Regions from separate parts of the Homo sapiens genome. Here all the other regions are linked to region 3. Evidence: chromatin contacts called from ENCODE Hi-C or POLR2A ChIA-PET data. All regions are on one chromosome and are shown on one strand. The core of a region is the stretch at or near the end of the contact, and the rest is flanking DNA. Distances in the headings are between cores, read along the strand shown.

Evidence for each region. Hi-C counts contacts between places; a loop is a spot of excess contacts on that map. ChIA-PET counts read pairs that join two places held with the same protein, here RNA polymerase II (POLR2A). Pooled maps may share reads with other maps.
Region 1: a pooled map shows a loop between it and region 3 (4-fold over the local background). The contact joins two enhancer-like sites. A Hi-C loop is called at or near these places in 3 of 37 single-sample maps with no recorded cell type and 7 of 50 pooled maps. POLR2A ChIA-PET finds 5 or more read pairs at or near these places in 6 of 52 experiments (BJ, Caco-2, T-cell and 3 more).
Region 2: a pooled map shows a loop between it and region 3 (2.5-fold over the local background). The contact joins two enhancer-like sites. A Hi-C loop is called at or near these places in 4 of 168 maps with a recorded cell type or tissue (Right ventricle myocardium inferior, dorsolateral prefrontal cortex, gastrocnemius medialis and 1 more) and 7 of 50 pooled maps. POLR2A ChIA-PET finds 5 or more read pairs at or near these places in 4 of 52 experiments (B cell, MCF 10A, PC-9 and 1 more).
Region 4: a loop to region 3 is called in a pooled map, with 2.1 times the contacts of the local background. The contact joins two enhancer-like sites. A Hi-C loop is called at or near these places in 3 of 50 pooled maps. POLR2A ChIA-PET finds 5 or more read pairs at or near these places in 4 of 52 experiments (HEK293, K562, activated B cell and 1 more).

Annotation. Positions count from the first base shown.
Region 1 is chr6:7,071,308-7,075,663 of GRCh38, reverse strand. No RefSeq gene overlaps it. Among named protein-coding and RNA genes, the nearest start is that of RREB1, 34 kb to the left of the region's middle. RefSeq lists an enhancer at 1,765-2,004. Within about 2 kb of position 1,728, at least 5 of the 41 ENCODE cell types and tissues checked have a DNase peak (open chromatin) inside an H3K27ac peak, as active enhancers do.
Region 2 is chr6:7,139,714-7,143,675 of GRCh38, reverse strand. The region is part of intron 1 of RREB1 (ras responsive element binding protein 1); the gene reads right to left. Among named protein-coding and RNA genes, the nearest start is that of RREB1, 34 kb to the right of the region's middle. RefSeq lists enhancers at 2,174-2,303, 2,774-3,301 and a silencer at 2,384-2,763. Within about 2 kb of position 2,500, at least 31 of the 41 ENCODE cell types and tissues checked have a DNase peak (open chromatin) inside an H3K27ac peak, as active enhancers do; they include PC-9, dorsolateral prefrontal cortex, gastrocnemius medialis and 1 more, where a contact is called at or near this core.
Region 3 is chr6:6,747,799-6,751,843 of GRCh38, reverse strand. All of the region lies in intron 2 of LOC101928004 (a long non-coding RNA gene), which reads left to right. Among named protein-coding and RNA genes, the nearest start is that of LY86-AS1, 130 kb to the right of the region's middle. RefSeq lists enhancers at 1-594, 1,215-1,832. Within about 2 kb of position 1,676, at least 27 of the 41 ENCODE cell types and tissues checked have a DNase peak (open chromatin) inside an H3K27ac peak, as active enhancers do; they include PC-9, dorsolateral prefrontal cortex, gastrocnemius medialis and 1 more, where a contact is called at or near this core.
Region 4 is chr6:7,259,128-7,263,467 of GRCh38, reverse strand. No RefSeq gene overlaps it. Among named protein-coding and RNA genes, the nearest start is that of SSR1, 52 kb to the left of the region's middle. RefSeq lists silencers at 934-1,109, 2,233-2,362 and enhancers at 807-1,598, 1,703-1,842, 1,913-2,032, 1,599-2,390. Within about 2 kb of position 2,172, at least 30 of the 41 ENCODE cell types and tissues checked have a DNase peak (open chromatin) inside an H3K27ac peak, as active enhancers do.

The DNA.
Region 1 (4,356 bases), core at 479-2,978, 320 kb before region 3:
TTATTCATAGAATTTAACCCAGTGGGGTTCTTGTGAGAAATTAATGAAAAAAATACACCTAAAACATTTAGCACACAGCCAAGATAACAGATAACAAGATAACAGCTCTCTGGACAGTAATTCTGTCAGCACCGCTCCCCCCAGCCCTAATCCAAGTCCTCTCATTTATGCACAGGCATCTGCTAAGAAGTTTCTAGTTTGTCTGTATAACTTCCTGTACATCCCTCCCTTTTGTGGAATACCTGTCCCAAGCCACGGGGACTCTAAATGCTCAGTAAGAACTTGCTAAAAGAATGAATAATTTATAAGGGACCTAATATAGCACCAAGGCATGATTATGATCCAAGCAGACTCTTTGGGCCCATTTGTGCCAGAGACTCCGTTATTTTGTAATTAACAAATATCGTGAATTTGCTTTGAAGATTGTCAAAGAACATGACAATTCTGCCTCAGGTGTTTGACTCAGGGCAAAGCATTTAAACTCTATGTGCCTCAGTTTCCTTTTCTATAAAGTGGGACTAACAATAGTAGCCTACACATAGGTTTAAATGTGAAGTGCCTGCCTGACACATGGCACTTAATAAGTGTTAGCTATCTTATTTCATTTATTTTATTTATTTATTTATTTATTTATTTATTTATTTTATTCATATAGACATGCGGTTTCACTATGTTGCCCAGGCAGGTCTCAAACTCCTGGGCTCAAGCAAACCTCCTGCCTCAGCCTCCCAAGCAGCTGGGACTAAAGGTGTGCGCCACAGCATCTGGCATTAGATATCTTATTTTAAACCTGGTAAAAAATGTTCCATTAGGCCAGGCGCAGTGGCTTATGCCTGTAATCCCAGCACTTTGGGAGGCTGAGGCAGGTGGATGACCTGAGGTCAGGAGTTCGAGGCCAGGCTGGCCAACATGGTGAAACCCTGTGTCCACTAAAAATATAAAAATTAAGCCTGGCACGGTGGCTCTCACCTGTAATCCTGGCACTTTGGAGGCTGAGGTGGGCAGATCACGAGGTCAAGAGATCGAGACCATCCTGGCCAACATGGTGAAACCTCGTCTCTACTAAAAATACAAATATTAGCTGGGCATGGTGGTGTGCGCCTGTAGTCCCAGCTACTCGGGAGGCTGAAGCAGGAGAATCGCTTGAGCCCAGGAGGCGGATGTTGCAGTGAGCCAAGATCACACCACTGCACTCCAGCCTGGGCAACAGAGTGAGACTTGGTCTCAAAAAAAAAAAAAAATTTAGTGATAATGTAGTGATGGATAAAAATCTGAGCCCATAATACCTTCATCATTGTTAGTAAGTCCTGTTTGACTGTCAGCACCACCAGGGAGTCAGGAGACTCAACTCTCTACCTCCTCCTCTTCCCACTGTCTTATTCCCTTAGTCTAGATCAGGCCCTGGAATCTGCATTTTAAATATCTTCCTTGAGTGAGTTGGACACAGGTCGTCACCAAACTGACACACATATGAACAAAAAAAAAAAAAAAAAAAGAAAAGAAAAGAAAAAATACAGACAAATATAGCCCTGGAACTTAATGAGGGAACTGGGCCAAATCTTGGGTGATTCCCCTCTCCCTCGAAGAGAGGGATTTATGGTTTAGGTAAAAACCATTAAGAACACATTGGTTTTTTTCATTGGTTTCACTTTGAGTTTCTGCCTCCTGCAACCCAAAACACAATCATACAGAGCTTCGCAGCGTGGGTCTGGGCCCTGCGTGAGCAGGGCCACGTGACCGAGACTGCCTGTGCTGAAGAGCTGAAAGCAGAGGAACACACAGGCAAGGGGAACCTACAGATATTTCCCCCTTTACTTTCTTTTCTTTTTTTAAAAAAACTATAATCCCATAGAGACATATGTGACAAGTCTGACAAATGGACAAAGGAATGACGCTTGTTCTCATTTAGAAAAAGCTTGCTGATGCTGGATGTGTGTCAATGCACAAAGCTGTGGCTCGAATAGCCAAGGACATAGCATGTTTTTTTGTTTTTGGTTTTTTTGTTGTTTTTTTAATAGATGAGAGCTTCCTATGTTGCTCAGTCTAGTCTCAAACACCTGACCTCGCCTTCTTATGTGCCAGGACAACAGGCCTGAGTCACCGTGCCTCCTGACATAGCATCTTTCGTACAGGATTTAGGGAAGCATGAGAGCACTGGAAATAAAACCTAAATGGTGGGTGAGCTATAGGTAAACACTGAAATATCATGATCTTATTAAAAAGAAAATAGTGAACCCAAAGAACCTGATATACAAGAGAAAATGAACCAGGCTGCCAAAATCCTCTGTTTCAACAACAGAAGTCAATGGGATACAGTGGTTTAAAATCATGTAAAGTGAGTAAAATGTTCAACCCTGTGAGAACAGAGCAGTAATCGTGATGGGCCATCAGCCAGATAAAAGTGTCCATATTTCTGGTCCCAGGCAGTATCTCTCTCTCTCTCTTTTTGTTTTGTTTTGTTTTGTTTTTTTTTGAGACGGAGTTTGGCTCTTGTCGCCCAGGCTGGATTGCAATGGCACAATCTCGGCTCACTTTAACCTCCACCTCCTGCCTTCAAGCAATTCTCGTGCCTCAGCCTCCTTAGTAGCTGGGATTACAGGTGTCCACCACCACGCCCGGCTCGTTTTTGTATTTTTAGTAGAGATGGGGGTTTCACCACATTGGCCAGGCTGGTCTCGAACTCCTGACCTCAAGTGTTCTGCCCACCTCGGCCTCCCAAAGTCCTGGGATTACAAGCATGAGCCACTGTGCCCAGCCTCCAAGCAGTACCTCATGCAACACAAGTATTTAAGTATTTATCAAAGATGGTCATAATCAGCTCTTAAAACATACTAACTAAACACAACACTGTACACAGAAACACTTAAAAATACCACTTATAAGAGCATCAAAAGTTTTAAGGTATTTTAATATATTTTAAAAGTTATATATATTCCTATATATTATATGATATGTAGGAATATTTACTATACACTAATACATATGTAATATAATATATTCTACGTATGTAGGGAGATGTAGGAATACACACAGTTGCAGCATTTCAGTCAACAATGGACTGCATATATGACAGGGGTCCCATGAGGGATAGTATATACACATTCCTTATAACACCATATTTTCACTGTACCTTTTCTATGTTTACATATGTTTAGAGACACAAATAATTTCTGTTGTGTTACAGTTGCCTACAGTATTCTGTACAATAACATGCTGTACAGGTTTGTAGCCTTGGAGCCATAAGCTACATACCATATAGCCTAGGTGTGTAGTGGGCTATACCATCTAGGTTTGTGTAAGTACACTCTGATGTTCACACAATGACAAAATCACCTAATGATGCATTCCTCAGGATGCCTCCCCTTCGTTAAGTGACACATGACTGGATTGTATATTCTACAGGTCAAGTTTTATAAAGAAAACCACAACGTTCTTGGGGCATTGAAGAAGATATACATAATTGGTGTTCATGCACTTATATAATTTTACTATGTGCCTGAGACTATTCTGAGCACTTTGCACATATTATATGCAAGACATGTAATCACCTAATCCTCTCAATTACCCTATACAGTAGGTACTATTATGACCCTATAAGGTAGGTACTACTACGATCCCTATTACACAAGTGAGATAACTGAGACACTCTAAGGTCAAATTCTCCAGGGTCACATGGCCAGTGAGGAGCGGAGCTAGGATCTGCACCCAGGAGGTCTGCCTCCATCCTTTTAGCGATTCTGCACACTGCCTTTCAATGTGGTACACTCTATTGTAAACGTGCTGGTTCTCCCCACATTGGTCTACAGGTTCAGTGCAGTCCTAATAACTCCAAAAGATTCTGTAACAGAATTGGAACTGTTTCTAAAATTTACATAGAAGCACAAGAGGCCAAGAACACCAAGACATCATTGAAGAAGAACAAGGTGGAAGCACATGCCCTCCCAGATGGCATGACTCCTTAAAGGCTGTCATAACTAAGACAATGTAGAGCTGGATCTAAGGTTGACAAAGAGACGGACAGCACATAGAGAGCACAGAAACAGACGGAGCACACATGCATGACACAGGTGGCATTCCAGAGTGTGTGGGAAAGATGGAAGCTGCAATAAACAGTGCCTGGACAAACACATATCTATTTAAATGAAAACTGAAATGGACCTCTACCTTCCAACATTCATAAAAATCAGTTTCAGATGAGTGAAATACCATATAAGAAAATGTGAAAGGGGAAAAAAACTATAAAGAATAGAGGAGAATATCTTCAAAAAACTATGAAGAATACAGGAGAATAACTTCATAAATAGGGAAGAATTTCTTAAAATATAAAAGCATTAACCATAAAGAAAAAGACTGATA
Region 2 (3,962 bases), core at 1,251-3,750, 390 kb before region 3:
GTTGTTCCACAGAAAGGGAGTGAAAAAAAAGGACTGAATTCAGTTAGAAGCACAGGCTGTCACTTCAGCGGTGGCAAAACGGTCTAGATAAAGAGGCCCCAAGCACCATTTACTCTCTTCCAACAGGAGCTGGGTCTAATGATAATTGAGTCAACACCTCTACCTAAGATAATACTGCAAGAGCCAGTGTCGGGGGAAAGCCCAACTAGAAACCAGAACATGCACCTCCCCACACCCTTCTTGGTTTAAGAAAACATTCAGCACCACAAAACGCATAGTCTCAGACCAAGGGAGTGAACGACCATAGCCTGATTACCTGTGACACTGCCTCTCCATGCCCTTAACAAAAGAAACATCTGGTACCAGCTACTCAGCATCCCTGAAAACTGTCAGAGTTCCAACTTCTTAAAAAATTAATGAGCCGCATTTACACCTGCCAGTGCTGAAGGCCCATCAGGGCTAGCATAGGAACCACAATGCCTCACTTAATAGAAAACACTCGGGTTTGCAGCAAGCAAGCAAGCCAGCCAGCATCAGATGGGAGAATTTCCTTATGTATCATTTCCTAACCCTTTTAGCTGTATTTTCCCCAAAAATCCCAGTGGCTCAAATGTATTCATTTGTCTCAAGACAAGTTTCCAACACAAATGTAAAAGTGACCTGTTTCTAACGCAGTTTTGAAAGCTTTATTAGGGCTTTGTATTTGCATCGCCTGGGAAGCTTCCAATGCCCCAGCCACTGGTTCATGCTCCACCAGAACCTCCTGGAGAGGGGTCCCAGCATGTGTAGAAGAGAAAAGTTATCCCCCCATGAAGAATGAAGAATCACTATTAAGAGAAAAGCGACCACCAAAGGTGGTGCAGCAAAAGTGAGGTAAGTCTCAAAGTGGAAAGAGGGGGTGCCACGTAAAGTCACTGAACTCATTCTAGGGTCCTAGAGTGGCCGGTGCTGGGGTCCTCCCTGCCCGGCCTTGGGGCAGAAGTCAGTGCCCTGGCTTGGTAAGCTAGCCCCACGTGGCTCCGCCCATCACATGGCTGCAGAGGCGCCAGCTCATGAAGCGGGCCTGCTGGGGGTCAAGCCTGACCCCACGAACTGTCTCAGACTAAGGCAGGGCACACTCAGCAAGGCGCCTGGCAGCAGGCAACCTTTAGCCACCGGAACAGCCTGATGGTTACCAAACAGTGACCTGCTGCCCTCACCGGTGATGTACTTCCAGTACAGAACATCGAGAAACTGCGTCCTGGAGGGAGACTTGACACCGAGGGCAGGCGGGAGGACACAAGGGCGTCCAGCTTTGCGGGGGGACGCACCCGGTGGTGCCGAGGGCAGCGCAGCTGGGAAGGGCATGGGAGCCGGCTCTCGGAGGAGGGTGTAAAAGCGGAAGCCACGAGAACTGGCTGGGTTTTGTGTGGTCCTCCACCTCCATTCTCAGAAAATAGCCTTTTTTTTTTTTTTAAATTAAGACGGAGTTTCACTCTTGTTGCCCAGGCTGGAGTGCGGTGGCGCGATCTCGGCTCACTGCAACCTCCACCTCCCAAGTTCAAGCGATTCTCCTGCCTCAACCTCCTGAGTAGCTGGGATCACAGGCGCACGCCACCACGCCCAGCTAATTTTTGTATTTTTTTTAGTACAGACGGGGTTTCACCATGTTGGCCAGGCTGGTCTCGAACTCCTGACCTCAGATGATCCGCCTGCCTGGGCCTCCCAAATTGCTGGAATTACGAGCGTGAGCCTATGGGCGAGGGCCACCGCTCCCGGCCCAGAAAACGGCTCCTTTTAGAAAGGAGAGGCAATTATCCAGCCCTCTGCGGAAAGGGCCAGAAAGGCCCTGCTTCCTGGCCCGGCCACCCGGCTGCCCGTTCTCCTGGGCTCTGTCCTACACACGCCCCGCTCCTTCCAGGTTCACTTTGCCGCAGGCAAGTGTCTGCACCCCTCCTCCTCGTCAAAAAAGGCTTAAAGGAGCATTTTCTAGATACGTGGTTTTTCTTTTAAACAAAAGTTTTTGGAGCTACCCATCATGAAATACCCTGCTACATGTTTTTATTCTGAAATAGCCATCGGGGAAGCCAAATGTTTCAATGGGGACTTATTTGGGGAAATAATTACATAATGCGAGTGGGCATGCTCATGTCTATGCAAATCTTGTGAAAATTTAAAAGTGGTCACAGGCTAAATGCCCTCTAGCCAAAAAAGGCGGGGGGGCGGGCACGGGTTCGCTCCAAGCACACTCATCTTCTAATCTTTCCCTAAGAGGAATTTATTATTTTTAAGGAGCTGAGTTGCTAAAGGCATCTCTGAAGAGCTCCGGTTGTTCATTAGGTTGTGTCCCCAGCGGCCGTGCCCTTCGCAACTGAGGAAAGTGCGGCAAGATCCGCTGGAAGACGCGGCTCTACTCACGGGGGAACGCCAGCGCGAACGAACACCGAGCCCCGCCCCGCCCGGCCCCCGCCAGCCCGCCAGCCAATCGGCGCCCGCCGCCCTGACTGATGGCCTCGCTACCCGCTCACCGGACACCCACCGCGGGAGCCCTGGGGGCGGCCCGAGGGGGCCCCTGCGGCCGTGGAGCCCTGACGCGGGCAGTCGGCTGCCCGGTCCCAGCCTGAGGAGGGCACAGACAGACCCTCGAGGCCCTGGGAGGGCCGCCGGCCGCCTTCAGCTGTGCGAACACAACTCTACTCAGACCGTGTTCCCGAGGCACAATGGCTGCCCGCCTCTGAGGGAAGGCACCCGCAGTTTTCCCCTCGCCCCTCCCCAGAAACAGAACAGGGTGAAAAGGCCGTCCGGGGCGGGGCACGGGTCACCCACGCTGGCGCTCGGGGGCCAGCGCGCGCGAGCCACCACACGAAGCCTGGCGCGTGCAAGCCCACCTGCGAGCAGGACCAAGTCCACTTTCAAGTTTAGGGACACCACCCTAAGGAACAACTCTTGTTCTATCTTCGCAACTTTCCACTTCAGCCTTAGTCATGGGGCAGATCCCGAACCCGCTGTCCAGCTAAGGAGTAAAAGGCGAGGACCAGCGGCTTCAAACCTATTGGATCGGAGGGGCAGGAGGAGAATAATTTTTGTCAGTAATTTCTCAAATGTTCGTGTCCTTTTCTCTAAAAATAAGTACAGATCACATTCCTGTTTTCGAAAATGATAGGCAAAAGTTGGGGAACATTACATGATATCCAAAACACGTTTATTCTATATCTGTGTTTCAGATTTCATCTTTTAGCACTTGGTTTACGAGTTACTGTGCTAACTCCAGAAACGAAATAGATTATCAGAAGGCAATCCTGAAAAATCTTTGAGAAAAAGGATATCCCTATAAAATTCAAAGGAGTCTTAAGAATCACCACGATAAGTGTTGCATTACGTCTTTGATAGGGCCTTGAGAATCTTTCATCCTAGAAGGCAGCCCTGAATAAAACTTTTTTTAATTGAAAGAAAAAAAAACCATGTTTTAAAGTCACTTGCCTTGCCAATCAGCATCTGAACAAATGTTTTAGCTTCAGTACATACAAAAGCTGGCAAAGACGCCGTGTGGCAGGCCCACATAAAGAGATTTAAAGTGTGAAGCCTGATGGTCTTTCCCCTAAATTCTCAATAATTAAAAAAAATTCAAAATCCATGTGACCTTGGACTCTCTCATTTTCATCTGTCTCTTGCAGTACACTCTCTTTGCTAACCATTCAGCACACTGCAAGCTCTGATAAAAGTAGTTAATGTTTACTGAAACCTGCGCATGAACTGTACTAAACCTGATAGGAATGAAAAAGGCAAAGTTCTGTTAACAGCATCTATGTACAATAAAAAGGGTGGGTGGGGGAAAGGACCAAGAAGGAATTTTTTTTCTAGTCTGAATCTAAAAGTTCTGACTGATAAAATATAAATTTCCAAAGTCTAATGGAGTCAATATATATCACCAATTAAAAGATACTTTTAATCTAATCTTTTTGGAAAATTTTGAACACAAATAT
Region 3 (4,045 bases), core at 427-2,926:
TAAGGGAGCGAACTGTCGCCAGCCAGTCCCAGCCCTGTGATCTCTGCGCTGGTTTGTGTAGGCGGCTCCAGAGACACAGATGCAAGACTTGCGTGTCTCAAACTTGAAAAGGAACAAATTGCTGGGGGAGGGGGAGGGGGAGGGGAAAGGGTGTGGCTGCCTGCACACCCATCTGCCCCTCCTGAAACACTGCCACCCTTGAATGCATATCCAGGAGCTCCTTGGAATCTCAAAATACATCACGTATATTAGGATTTAGCTCCCTGCTCCCCACTGCACACTCACACCCTGCTGCACTGTGAGGATGGGCAGGCTGGTGTCACTCTCATTTTAAAAAACGTGGGTTTGTTCAGCGGCATGGGCTCTGAGGAGACCCTTGGGATGTGTGGATACCAGCTTTGGTAAAACCAGTGAGCAGGTGGCTGGAGGGACACTGTGGCCCCTCCTCTGGGCAGTACAAAGGCCTCCTCCCAGGCCCAGCTCCAGAACCAGGCTCTGTGCCTTGTCTACCTGCTGCCTGGCCTCAGGCCTTCCTCCTCCTCTGAGGGCCCTGGCATCCTAGAAGGCTGGGCTGCCTCTTCTGCCTGCCCTCCTGCTCCCTGTTCAGGCTTCCTACAAACACCTTCTCAACTCCAGAGGCTGCAATTAGCATTTTACAGCAGACAATCCAAGGCTAACACAGATAATGTCATGGACAGCACTGCTTTTATTCCCCTCTGGGATTAATGTCCTATGAATAAACATTCCACAAAGCCTATATTCATAGAAACGCTTATGATGTGGAATTGGAGCCAAATGGTGCCTATGGACAGCCTGGGACAAGGGAGCGTGGAGAGAAGGTGGGCTCAGGGGGAGAGGGGAAGCTGGGGGCTGCTTGCTCAGTGATTTGGAAGCTGCTGCATTGGTACAGTGCCATCAGTCTTCGTAGGCAGGACTTCAGACCAGGCAGGACAGGAGACCAAGCAGGGAGCTCAGGGAACCATGTCAGTCTCCACAGTGGAGTCTGGACTCCGGAGCTCTCGCCACGGTGTCCCACAAGCAACAGAAGAGACTCGGGGGTGGCAGGGTGAGGGAAGTAACACCTATGAGCTGATCCGTTCAGCGGAGAACTGGAGGTGGGCTCATTTGATATTGCGATTGCTCAACATCAAATCCCTTCAGGAGCTGCCATGTGCTTGCTTGACTGATTACATTTTTGTTTTTGAAAATAAAAAAATCTGTAGTATAGACAGCAAAATGTTAAAGCTGATGAGTGGGTACTTGGGCCTTTGATCTATTATTTCTGCATATTTCTACGTATTTAAATTATTTCATAATTTTATATATATATATATATATATATTTATTTATTTAAAAAGGAGGAACTGGATATTCTTTATTTCATTTGGCAGAAGCTGTTTTGGGAAGTCCGTCTTACCCATGCACTTTCCCTTCCCACCTGCTTTGTGAAGGTTCCAGACAGGGCCAGGAACACTGCGTTCCTTGACCGGCAAGGTTTTGTATCCCTGCTCCCCCCTCCCCCTGCACCTCTGCAGAGGAGCAGCACAATTCCAGCTTTGGCATACCCGGGAACCCCGGTGCTGGCCTCGCTGCACCCTCACAGCTCAGCTAATTCCAAGACGTGCAGGCAGCGCACTGCCTCTGTCTCTGCTGTAAACAACCAGCATGAATCATCGCGGAAGTCAGTAGTCATCTCTCCCCCGTTTGCAAAGACTGGGGAACTGCAGCATCACAGGGTGACCCGCTGGAAGCCACAGAGGGAAGATAACCTGGAGGGAAAACTAGAGCTGAAAAGCTGCAGCTGGGATTGAAGGCTGGAGGCTGGAGCAGTGAGCCCTTCTGTTCTGAGTAGGGCTGGGCTCTCCCAGCAAAGGGCCTGTGTCACCAGCAGCGACCGCTCAGGGGAGCCTTGGTCGCTGAATGGCTCTTTGGGTGGTGTGGTCTCCCTCTGGCCAGACCTACAGAGTGGCCCTCCAGCACCCAGCCTTGCTGAGTCCCTGCAGGCCTGCTCTGAGGGAAGGGGCTGATAGTTCAGACGTTCAGAGAAGGTGCCTGGTGGCTCCGGAACTGGTAAGACTATGTTCCAATGCTCGCAGCTGCTAGGAGTTACCAGGAGGACGTGATCAGGAGAAGCACTTGGCTTGAGCAGAAGGCATGGTTTCTAGGAGACTGGAATTGTTTCTTGGACCCCACCTCTACTTCTGTCTTTCCTGGACATTTTGCATCCAGAGTATGCTCTTATAATGTGACCATCATTTTGCTAAACTGTTTGGAATAAATTATACCCGGAATAAAATCTAAGTGCCTAGGGTCCTCTCAGAGAGTTCCCTTGGGTCTGATTTTATGAGAAACCACTTGCTATAGCCTCAGAAGCAGTTAAGACCCCCCAAATATTTTCAAACCAGTGTAAGTGGCTTGGATTTTTAAAAAGTGCTCCTTTTACAGAGAAATTGTAATTTTGTTGTTGAATTATACATTTTTAAGTCAAGACTTGAAGTATAGTTACTACATCATCATATATAAAATGTTTTCTTTGGGTATGGCTGCTGCAGCCCTTAGAAACCAACGTCATCACTGAGAGTGTCACAGACTTTAACAGTCCAGCCTTCTGTTCCGCCAGGGCACTTGAGGATCTGTTCTATTTGCTGCTTTAAAATAACAGCCCTCCCTTATTCTGAGGAGAGGCAAGGATCCATCGGCCTGGACTATTTATCAGTGGTTTCTGAAGACAGGAGAATGTTTATTTTGTGAGAACATTTGTCCTACCTTAATTTGCAAGGGACTTAAAAAGTAGCCACCATGAAACACAATAGTAAATATTTGATTCTTGTGAAACAGGTTAATGTTTGTGATGGAATTTCTTCTACATCAGAGCACCTTAAAAATCATTTTCCAATGGTCCCAATTTTTGTGTTTTCAGAGCCCTTGGACAGGAGGCGTTGCAGGTGCCGGGCATTGGAGGGACCTCACGCTCCGCGTTTCCTTCCCTAGCAGAGCTCAAACGACCTGCTGCCGCATCGGGCATTGTTCTCTCCCTCCTCACCCAGAGGAAAGTCCCCATGGCCCATTTTCTGAGCTGTGCTTTTCCACTCTTTCGTAATCTATTATTGTGACCTTGAGATGCAGAGAGAGAAGGCTTTGGCAGGACGCACTGCCTTTGGAACCAGAGCTGCTGCTATCTGTGCCCTGGACCACATGCTCCATGGCCATGGCCGTGCCAGTCCTACTGGTTCCTCTGCAACCGCCACCCAAGTCAGCGCCTGCAGGAGCGTGGACACTGAGAGGACTGGGACAGCGAGGAAAGTGTGCTTACAGAAGGGCCGTGTGTGTGTGTGTGTGTGTGTGTGTGTGTGTGTGTGTTAGAGATGCACAGAGGTACAGACACAGGAAAGAAAGAGACCAAGAGAATCTGCCTTTAAAGTAGACTTCAAGTTATTTGTTTCTAGGACTGTACCTGATAGATTTGATTCTCACCAAACTCAGTTGCAAAAACTCTATCCAGGGAAAGGAATCTGCAAGCCGGAGGCACGGAGCCGTGGGGACTCAGGGGCAGGAGGACTGTGGTCACCCTTGGGTCCCCACACTCGTGTCCCCGTTCCCTGCAGCCCCGTTCTTCTCTCTGTCTTCACCCTGCTTTGCGTGGGCAGATGCTCCTGCCAAAGCTTACTTCATCAGATGAAATGAAGGGGAATCTGATTTGCCACTAATTGGACTTAGTGTAGGCAATTAGGGTTAAGCTGCGATGAGGGAACCACCAGACGCTGGGATTTTCATCACAGTCCTGAGAAATTCTTCCAGAATTTAAGTGGTTGCAAATCACGATATTAGTTTACAGTGGCAATATTTTAAATCAGTTTAAAACAGGATATTGGCCGCCTGGAAATAGCCAGCTCAGGCATTGCCGTTATATAGATATAAATGTACATAATGTGTGTATGTGCATATATGTGTCTATACACAGACATATACACATATATACACACATATACACATACACTGTACACTTCTATATTTTTATATATACACCATATATATAAAAAGATAG
Region 4 (4,340 bases), core at 923-3,422, 510 kb before region 3:
AAAAGGAAACGTTTGTGCCTGCAGATGACAATTGTGCATATTATGTGGAAATATTTAGACAGGTCAATTTAGGGACACTATGAATCCTTCCCTCTATAATCAGATGTAAAATTAAGGCTATTCTTTTCCCAGCACTATAAAATGACTACGGTTGACATTGTTTGAGCCACCTCTTTTGAGAGTGTTGCATTGTCCCCACATGTCCCTGGGTATAGAAGACTGAGGGTCTATCTCAGTGTAGCCCTTAGGTTCTGAGGGAGGCTTGGGGGCTATCGCTTTAGGGGCTCGACTCATCTGCAGCTCTGTAGGCACTGTGTGTTCTGGGCAGTGGGCATTTTAAACCCATATGGGAGATGAAGATGACTGAGGCCCAGGGCTGCTGGATCGCACACAGAGAGTGAGGTGAGGGCTTGGACTGGGGCCGTTTGGCTCCAAATCCCATAAGCTGACCACACTATCGCACTCCCAGGGTACCCTTAGATCAGCCAGTCCCAGCCCTCCTTGCACATTAGAAAGCTCTCGGGAGCCAGGCCGGGCCCGTTGGCTCACGCCTGTAATCCCGGCACTTTGGAAGGCTGAGGCGGGTGGATCACTTGAGCTCAAGAGTTCAAGACCAGCCTGGCCAACATGGTGAAACCCCATCTCTACTAAAATTACAAAAAATTAGCTGGGTGTGGCGGCGGGTGCTTGTAATCTCAGCTACTCGGAAGGCTGAGGCAGGAGAATCGCTTGAACCCAGGAGGCGGAGGTTGCAGTGAGCTGAGATCATGCCATTGCACTCCAGCCCGGGCAACAGAACAAAAACTCCATTTCAAAAAAAAAGAGACATAGACTGAATAGCTAAAAGGTATTTGGTGCTGGGATAAGTTTTGGATGGTACACAAAAAAGAATAATTGCCTCCATCCTATCCTTCGGGATCTGAAAATCTAGCTGTGGAGACAGCTCAGCTTATTTTTAAAAAGGCAAATGTGCTCCAATGTATCGTAGGAACCAAGCGAGTGAACACCAGAGAGCTGGGGTAGTCACAGGGGGCCTCAAGGAGGTGGTGAGACTGAAGCAGCAGAACAGGATTTGGAAGAAGGATTTAGGATTTGGAGGGCTTTTTAGGGGAGGGCCAAAGAGAGGACAGGTGTGCCCAGGCATGCCCCGGGGGTGTGAGGGCAGCTGGATCCCAGGGTGTCTGAGAGTGGTCACCTGAGGGCATGCTCATTGGTGGGTGTGGCCATCACAGGACATGGCTACAAGGGGCGTGACTATCAAAAGCAGAGCCATTCAAGGTCGTGCCCATCTGTCGGCGAGGTCACCAGGGCCGTCTGTGGGCGTGGTCACCACAGGGCGTGGCTGCAAAGGGTGACAGATGGTGGTCATGGTCGGATGAGTTGGGAGGCAGAGGGTGGGCTTGGGCCTGTTTGGGAAGCAGAGCTTGGATGTCATTCTCCAAGCCTCAGAGGCCATTGGAGGTGTTGGGCAGGGAGGGTGCATGGACAAAGAGGTGCTTGAGGAACAGTGATCAGATATGTGCCAGCTTCAGCTGTCCTAGCGTCCCCATCCCTAGGTAGGCACTGGGAAGAAGAAAGGCGTCTGGAAGTCCCATCCAAATCCCCCCGCCGCCCCCACCTCGCCTCTCTGGCTTCACTGTGAAGCGGGTCAACTTTTTCCAAGGGCAGGAGAATGTGGTTCCCTGTTGCTTGAGGGGCTCTGCAGGCCGAAGGTAAGAAGTGCTTCTGCCCCTGCGGAAACCGGGTCAAGCTGGCCCGGCACCCTCATCCCTTTTCTACCTGAAGCAGAACTGCGGGTGGAGCCCGCACCGCAAACGCACGGCCTGTCTCTGGTGAAAAGAGCTGTCTTTGGGACCTTCCTCGCTGGGCTGTTCCAGCACTCAAGTCTCAGCGCTGCCATGTGACGCCCACGCCCCCTTCCCCTGTCGCGGGATCGACCCCTCTGGAGCTGCCGAGCGGCTGTCTCACCGCCATCTTCCCTTCTCTGGAAACATCCAAATCCCCACCCACTGCCCCAGGCCAGGCCAATCAGATGCGCTGGCCTGGAAATTCCACAGGCAGCAGGGAGAGCCCCAGAGTCCCCGGGCTGCGCTGCTGCAGAGGGCAGGGCCCGGACTCCGCGCTGCCGTCCTGTGTGTGGTTTTGCTTTGTTCCTTGTTTTTACCTTCTGTCAGCGCATCACCGGAGGCCTTTGGGTCGCCCCTCCTCCCTGGCCACTCCTCTCCCCCGGACCCAGCCCTCAGTCCCTCCCTGCCTCGCCCAGCCTGGCGCACTCAAGCACTTGCCCTGGTCGCTGTTCCTGGACACGCATGGACGCTAAAAGCCAGGCTTTCTCGCGCAGTCCGCATTTTATTTGCAAAGCGAAGCGGGTGCTGCATTGCGGTCATTCAGCCCTGCTGTCCCTTGGTCTCGGCAAGGGCTGCTCTGCCCTTCCACTGCTCTGGGTCCCAAACCAGCTCTGCCCACACCCTGCCCTTTGCCCATCGTCTCAGCCCAATGGCCTGTCTTCACCCTCACCTTCAGGGAACTGGGCTCCCTCTTTTTAGGCAACACTGTTCTCGCCCACTTCCTTTTCAAGCGTCTCACCCTCTGTCCTCTGACGCTTCTTCCCCAGCGTGTCTGTCTCTTTCCTAGGTCCCTAGGTCCTAGGTCTACCCCGGCCACCTTTCCTGATCTCATTCACTCCTACGGCTCCTCCCACAATAACCCCAACCTGGCTGTAGCTCTTACCCGACCCCTGGGCTCCAGACATCTCCACCTGGATGTCTGCAGTGGACCCACAAGTCTTTCTTCTCCTCCTGGAGGCAGCCCCCACATTCTCTTCTTGGGATCCTCCCCTTTTCTGTGCAGGAGGGGTGGGGATATTTGACTTGCCCACTGCTTCAAGAATGACGTGTGACCCAGAGGTGGGCACATGCCTCAGACCAGCCTGAAGTTCTGGTCTCTTGTTAGGATGAGCTGCTGTAGTCCCCAAGCTGGCTGCGCATAAGCTGAGCGACACTGCTGCCTGGCAGGTGCTCTCCCTGAGGAAGAAAGCAGAACCAGGAGATGGGACATGGTGGGCTCGAACATGAGCTTTGGTGGACGTGCATCTAACTAAAGTCACTTTCTGGACTTTTTGTCAATGTGGGCTAACCCATTCTCATTTTTGTAGAGGCTGATCTGAGTTATTTATTTATTTATTTATAGTAGAGATGGGGGTCTTACTTTGTTGCCCAGGGTAGTCTCGAACTCCTGGACTCAAGTCCTGCCTCTGTCTCTGCCTCCCAAAGTGTTGGGATTATAGGCATAAGTCAATGCACCCAGCCTCTGAGTTGAATTTTTGTCACTTGAAGACCTCTGATAGACACCTCCAACAAGAAGGAACCCATGATCTCTGTGTTCCATCAAACTGACTTCTCCACCTGGCTTCCCCGGCATCCTTCATGGCACCACCTCCCCCAATTTCCGGTGACAATGTTGAAAGCTTGAGTGCGCCCCCATTGCAATCTTCGTTAATCAAGTACTGCCAAATGCGATCTCTCCAGTGCTCCTCTCCTCCCCAGCCCACTTCAAACCCTCATTACCTTTTCTCTCTCTCCCCAACTCCTTTTTTTTTTTTTCTTTGAAAGGGCCTTGCTACATTGTCCAGGTTGGTCTCGAACTCCTGAGGTCAAGTGATCCTCCTGCCTCAGCCTCCCAAGTAGCTGGGATTACAGGTGCACACCACCACATCTGGCCCTCGTTACCTTCTGCCTAGACTGTTTGATGATTTCTCTGCTGGCTCCCCGTCTCACACTGTTGCTAGGACGTTTCTAGACCACAGTTCCGGTGCATTCACGGATGCCCTCAAGAACCTTCAACGGCTCCCACCTCCAGCAGGAAATGAACTCAAGTGTTCAGAGCTCTCCTGACTCCCTGACTCGCTCATGCGTCTATTCACGGTCTGCTGTGCGGCGTGTCAGCCAGTGGCCTGCCTCCCCTTCCAGCCGTAGCCCACACCACTCTGATGTGATGGGACACCCCGTGGCCAGCTTCCCTGTGCCCTGAGCTTCTTCCTGGCCCCGGGCCGGCGACGCTCCTCCACCCTGCTGCAACCTGCAGAAATCCTTCCAGGGGCCTCGTTCTATAAATTCTGTCTACATGTCCCCAAGCAGCAGTGCCCCCCACCTCCAAATGCCCTTGATGCTCTGGGCTTGCCACTCCATTTAACAGTGTCCTTCTCGGCTGTTTTCTCCGAAGCGGCTGGAGGGCAGAGTCTGTGTCTCATTTGCCTGAGATTTCCTCCCCTGCTGAGCTCAGGGCCTGCAAATATTTGCTGGGTAGACATGGATGGACAGCCTGACCAGGACGCCTCCTGC